Linked DNA regions of Homo sapiens: region 1 is linked to region 2. The links are chromatin loops, found by intact Hi-C in ENCODE. Cell type or tissue: ovary. All regions are shown on one strand. Links, peaks and the distances in the headings refer to the core of each region. The heading gives the core; the rest is flanking DNA. Region 1 has its middle 8.9 kb from the start of C9orf163. Region 2 overlaps NOTCH1 (notch receptor 1).

The links. Hi-C counts contacts between places; a loop is a spot of excess contacts. Peaks named below come from ENCODE experiments on the same cell type or tissue, not always from the same donor. Only the 100,000 strongest peaks of a DNase experiment are listed, where the experiment ranks them.
Region 1: a loop joins it to region 2, with 2.3 times the contacts of the local background. A loop is called at or near these places in 63 of 110 quality-filtered maps.

What each region holds. Positions count from the first base shown.
Region 1 is chr9:136,490,913-136,493,813 of GRCh38, forward strand. No RefSeq gene overlaps it. Among named protein-coding and RNA genes, the nearest start is that of C9orf163, 8.9 kb to the left of the region's middle. In ovary, for the core only: no CTCF peak of the experiment used is centred there; no DNase peak of the experiment used is centred there.
Region 2 is chr9:136,538,369-136,541,269 of GRCh38, forward strand. The region is part of intron 2 of NOTCH1 (notch receptor 1); the gene reads right to left. Among named protein-coding and RNA genes, the nearest start is that of NOTCH1, 6.2 kb to the right of the region's middle. RefSeq lists silencers at 322-461, 2,829-2,901 and enhancers at 482-1,149, 932-1,021, 1,032-1,091, 1,310-1,994. In ovary, for the core only: no CTCF peak of the experiment used is centred there; a DNase peak (open chromatin) is centred at 1,523.

The DNA of each region.
Region 1 (2,901 bases), core at 108-2,607, 48 kb before region 2:
GGGCTCTTGGGACCCTCCTTTGCTCTATCCAGAGGGACGCAGCGCCACACTCGGGGTTCACGCCGGCAGCGGCGTGGAGTGAGTCACCAGGCTGAAGATACACTTGGTGTTTTCCTGCGCTGGGTGGAACTGTCTGGAGCCCCCTTGGCATCCTGCTGAAGAGTCCGAATCTGGACGTGAGCCTCCTGGAGATACTGAACACCTTTTAAAGTGTGGCCAGGCCCAATCTAGGGTGCTGTGAGTGTACTGTACATCCTGGGTTTCAAAGACACAGTACCAAAAACAAACAAACAAAAAGAATATAAAACATCTCATTCACGGCCGGGCGTGGTGGCTTACGCCTATAATCCCAGCACTTTGGGAGGCCGAGGTGGGCCGATCACGAGGTCAAGAGATCAAGACCAGCCTGGCCAACATGGTGAAACCCCCTCTCTACTAAAAATACAAAAATTAGCTGGGCGTGGTGGCAGGTGCCTGTAATCCCAGCTACTCGGGAGGCTGAGGCAGGAGAATCGCTTGAACCCGGGAGGCGGAAGTTGCAGTGAGCTGAGATCGCACCACTGCACTCCAGCCTGGGTGACAGAGGGAGACTCTGTCTCAAAAAACAAAAAACAACAAAAAAAAACTCATTCACTTTTTATGTTGTGTTAAAATAATATTTTTGATATATTGGATTAACTAAGCTGTAGTATTAATATACACTTTGCCTGTTTCTTTTTACCTTTTTAATGTGGCTACTGAAATATTTAAAGTTGCATATGTGGCCAGGCGCAGTGGCCCACACCTGTAATCCCAGCACTCTGGGAGGCCAAGGTGAGGAGAGGACTGCATGAGCTCAGGAGTTCGAGACCAACCTGGGCAACAAAGTGAGACCCCATCTCTGCAAAAAATAACAAAAAAATTGGGTGGGTGAGGTGGTGTGCACCTGTAATCCCAGCTGCTAGAGAGACCAAGGTGGGAGGATCACCTGGGCCCAGGAGGTTGAGGCTGCAATAAGCTATCATGGCACCACTGCACTCCAGCCTGGGTGACAGAGCAAGACCCTGTCTCAAAAACTTTTTTTAATTAAAAAAAAAAAATAACATATTGAGGTGAGACTCACAGAACCTAAAATTAACCACTTTAAAGTGTACGAGTTAGGCCAGGTGCAGTGGCTCACGCCTGTAACCTCAGCACTTTAAGAGGCCGAGGCGGGTGGATCACTTGAGATCAGGAGTTTGAAACCAGCCTGGCCAACATGGTGAAACCCAATCTCTACTAAAAATACAAAAAAATTAGCCGGGTGTGGTGGTAGGGGCCTGTAATCCCAGTTACTTTGGAGGCTGAGGCAGGAGAATCACTTGAACACAGAGGCGGAGGTTGCAGTGAGCCAAGATCACGCCACCACATTCCAGCCTGGGTGACAGAGCGAGACTCCGTCTCAAAAAAAAAAAAAAAAAGTGTCCGCGTTATTGGCATTTAGTGCACTCGAAGGGCTGTGCACGCACCACCTCTCCCTGGGCCCAGAACATTTGCGTCACTCCAAAGTAAAACCCCGGGCCGTCTTCATCCACGTCCCTACAAAGGACATGAACTCATCATTTTTTATGGCTGCATAGTATTCCATGGTATATATGTGCCACATTTTCTTAATCTAGTCTATCATTGTTGGACATTTGGGTTGGTTCCAAGTCTTTGCTATTGTGAACAGTGCCACAATAAACTAAAACTTAAAGTATAAAAACAAAACAAAACAAAAAAAAACCCCGGGCCGTTTAGCAGCCACTCCCCTTTCCTCCTCCCCCCGGCTCTGGGAACCATCAATCTACTTTCTGTCTCCATGGGTTCGGTGACCACAGGCACCCCATAGAAATGGAGTCACTGCACCTGCGGCCCTTTGCGGCCGGCACCCTTCACTGAGCACCGTGCTTCCAAGGCTTGTCCGCATGGTGGGTGTCAGCGCCTCCTTTTCTACGGTGGAATCATATTCCCTCGTGCGCATTCGTCAGGGTTCTTCCGGCAAGCGGAGCCCATAAGACGTGCCACTGGAGAGGTTATTGCAGGGAATTGGCCACACGACCTCGAGGCCTGCAGTTCCCAGGGTCTGCAGTTGCAGGCAGGAGGCCTGATGGCGTTGCGAGTCCGAAGGCCGGTGGGCTCCAGGCCCAGGAAGAGCCCACGTTTTCAGTCCAAGTCTGAAGGCAGGAAAAGACCAATGTCCAGTGCAAGCGGTTGGGTGGGAGGACCCCTGGCACTCGGCCTATTGTTCTCCCCAGGCCTCAGCGGACCGCACGGGGCCCACCCACACTGGGGAGGGCGGACTGCCTTACCCGGGCTGTGGATGCAAATGCGAACCTCATCCAGAACACCTCAGAGACACACTCCGTTTGGCGAAATGGCCCGGCCAAGCTGACACTAAGGTTCACCGTCACAGCAGACGGTTTTGCTGACCCGTCGTTGGCAGTGGACGCTCAGGCTGTCTGTGGCTGTACTGAGTGATGCCGGGACAGCAAGTGGCCACGTGCGTTTGTTTGAGTCCCTGTTTTCACTTCTTTCGGACAGACCCCCAGGAGTGGAATTTCAGGGTGCTGGGAGTTTTATGGGCAGGACTCCGGCTGGGTCACCCCCTTTGAAGACAAGAGTCAGGCCACTCACTGCAGTTCCACGGTGGCCCCTCCTGGTCCTGGTGCCCAGCGCTGGCTGGCAGACGCAGCCCCCAGCCATAGTAGAGGCCTCGGGCTCACATCCCTCCTTGGAGAGACTGGGCCCAGGGCAGGCAGTGCTTTGCAATCCAAAGAGGGATCTCAGACTCCCCACCGCTCTGGTTTGAAGCCACTGGCCTGCCCTGAAGGTCTGGGGCTGGGCAGAGGCCCAGGCAGTGGGGAGAGAAGGGGCCCACCCTTGTGTGAGGCTGGCAGCTCT
Region 2 (2,901 bases), core at 313-2,812:
CCAGGGTCCCGCTGGCTGTAGTTGGAAGGGGAATCACATACAGATGGGGAAACTGAGGCCCAGGGAGGGGACAGTGTGGGGAGCACAGCAAATCAGAGCCAGCCCTGCTTCACAGCCCCTCGGAGCTCCGGGCCCCACAGGAGAAAGCGCCAGCGCTGCCTGGGAAACTCGAGGCCGTCAAACGCAGCCCGGCCCACAGGTGTGATGCCCCAAAGCCAGCCGCTCGTTAAAGCTGCTGGTATTTCCTCCTCAGCCCGGGGAAAGATCCGGAAAGTTCTGGATATGCCTGCACATGAAGGTGAAAGCTGACGCCAGCCTGCCTCAGATCCCCACGCCCTCGCAGCCACAGCTTTCCCACCTGTGCGCTGGGGATGAAAACTGCACTGGCACACCTGGAGGGTGGGCGGCCGTCTGCCAGGGCTTTTACGAGGCTGGGTAACAGCGGCGTCCTGAGTGTGGAGCTGTCATCGCTGCATTATTGAGGAAGGCAAGCTAGACGCCCAATCGATTCTGCAAAGCCACATCCTTTCACTATTTATAGACGAGACATGAAACAGGAAAGGTCCCCTCCCCACAGCAAAAGGGTGCAGTCCCTCGGCCCGGCCTGGAACTGCCCAGTGGGCACCGGTGGCCGCTGCTGCCCATCACAGGTGCAGGGAATGAGGAATGAAGCCAGTCCCGGCTCCTGTGGGGTCTCCAGTTTGCCGCCCGCATCTGGGGGTCCCCGCACCCAGCTCTGCCCTGTGGAAGCACTTCCCCTGGTGCACTGTCTGCCCTGCCCTACCCTCTTCCTGCCAGGGTTGCTGTTTTCTTTCTCCCTCTCTCTTTTTCTATTATTATTCTTTTCAATGGAAAACATGTTGGCTGCTGTTCAGAGGCAGGGCCTGCCCCAAGGAGCCAGCTTCCTTCAGAGCACTCCAGGCTCCCACCCCAGTCTCCGCCCCAGGCCTTCCTGTTCCTGATGTCTCCCCAGTCTGAGTAGGTGAGACTTTCTATTTGACACTGTGTGGGGTTTTTTTTGTTGTTTTTTGTTTTTTTGAGACAGAGTCTCACTTTGTCACCCAGGCTGGAGTGCAGTGGCACGATCTCAGCTCACTGCAGCCTCCGTCTCCTGGGTTCAAAGGATCCTCCTGCCTCAGCTTCCCAAGTAGCTGGGATTACAGGCACACGCCACTGCGCCTGGGTAATTTTTGTATTTTTAGTAGAGACGGGGGTTTCGCCATGTTGGCCAGGCTGGTCTTGAACTCCTGACCTCAGGTGATCTGCCCACCTCGGATGCTGCATGTTTTTAAACATGTTTTTCTAACCCTGGCGCCCTTGAAGACCAGGTTCTGCATAAACAGGAGGTCCTGTCACAGGCCTTTCCGCTCAGCTCAGCATGAGGAGGAGAATCAACCTGTTCCTCCCCTGGCCACGCCCAAGACGAGGCAGGTGACTCAATGGAAAGAGCCAGACCGGGTGACAGGAGCTACCCCGTCCCTCCCCAGCCTCCCAGGCCGGCTGCAGGGCCAAGTCACTTCCCGCCTGAGCCTCCTTCCTCTTCTTTTAAGGGGAAGCCACGCCCCCAGTCCGCTTGTAGTCGGGAAATGACGGGGCAGCTCAGGCTGGCTGGGGCTGTGTTTAGGGACATTCGCTTGGGAGAAGGAGAGGGGCAGGGCTAGTAGGAATTCTGCCACTGCTGTGTGACCCTGGGGCTGATGGCGACTTCTCTGGGTCTCTTCTTCTCACTTATCGGTGCCTGATCCAGACAGCTTTACGGGGCTGCCGGGAGCTATGCCAGGCCACCACCGGGCCGGCACACCCCCAACATGTCCCACATGTGAGCTAGGTGCCTCTCTCACGCCTTGCTGGGAAGTGAACTCCACAGGAGCAGGGGCCATGTCTGCCCTGTCCCCACCGGGGGCCTGGCCTGGAGCAGAACGCAGCACACAGCAGGCGCTCAAACGTGTCTGTGAACTGGAGCCACCCTGGGAGATGGACTTCCCCGGAGCTGGAGCCATCCTGGGAGATGGACTTCCCCAGAGCCGGCAAGTCCCTCCCCAGGCAGTGCCAGGCCCAGCCCACCAGGCAGCACCTTTAGGATTCTCTGAATTCACTCGTCAATCAATTAAACATTCAGGAAGGAGGCTCTGGAAACCAGCACTGTCAGCCAACGGGGAGAAGGCGGGGAAGAAAGGAGCGCTGACCAGGTGCCCTCTCCACACGGTTCTCATGCAATCCTCACACACCACCAAGAGATCCAGCGTGTATCAGCCCGGCTGACATGCTGGGGAAACTGAGGCTTGCATGACCTGATGACCCAAGGTCACAGAGCTAGTGGCCAGGCCAGGCCTCAGACACGAGGTTGTCCAAAGCTAAAGCGCACCACCCAGCAGGCAGCTGGACATCCTCCTGGAGGTGCTGGGTGTGACAGCCTACCCCCATTTCTCCCAGCTCCTGGAAGACGCCCCGTGCCATTCTGACTCTGCCGTCAGCAGCCAACATCTTAGCTGCCCCCTGCCTCAACGCCCAGCCCAGACGCAGGCAGCCCTGGGAGAGCGTTTCAGACCAAGGACGTAGTCTCACCCAGACAGATAGGGTCCCTGCAGCTCTTCCCAGCTCTCCTCAAAACAAAGAGAAAAAAGGTGGAGCCCTCTTCAGTACCCCTTGCTCACACTGACGGAGCTGATGAGGGGGCTAGAGAAGAGCCAAGGGCCACAGTGACCCCCTGGGCCTGCTCAGAAGGCCACCATCTCCGACCACAGCCACCACGGCCACACCTCGCACAGCAGCTGCCCAGAGACCAACCATCCTCCGCCCACCAGCATGTGCTGCCAGGTGCTTTCTACCTGGCCACTGGCTGACCAGGCCACGGCGACACTCTGACCTCCTGGGAAGGCATTTTGCACCAACAAAACCACT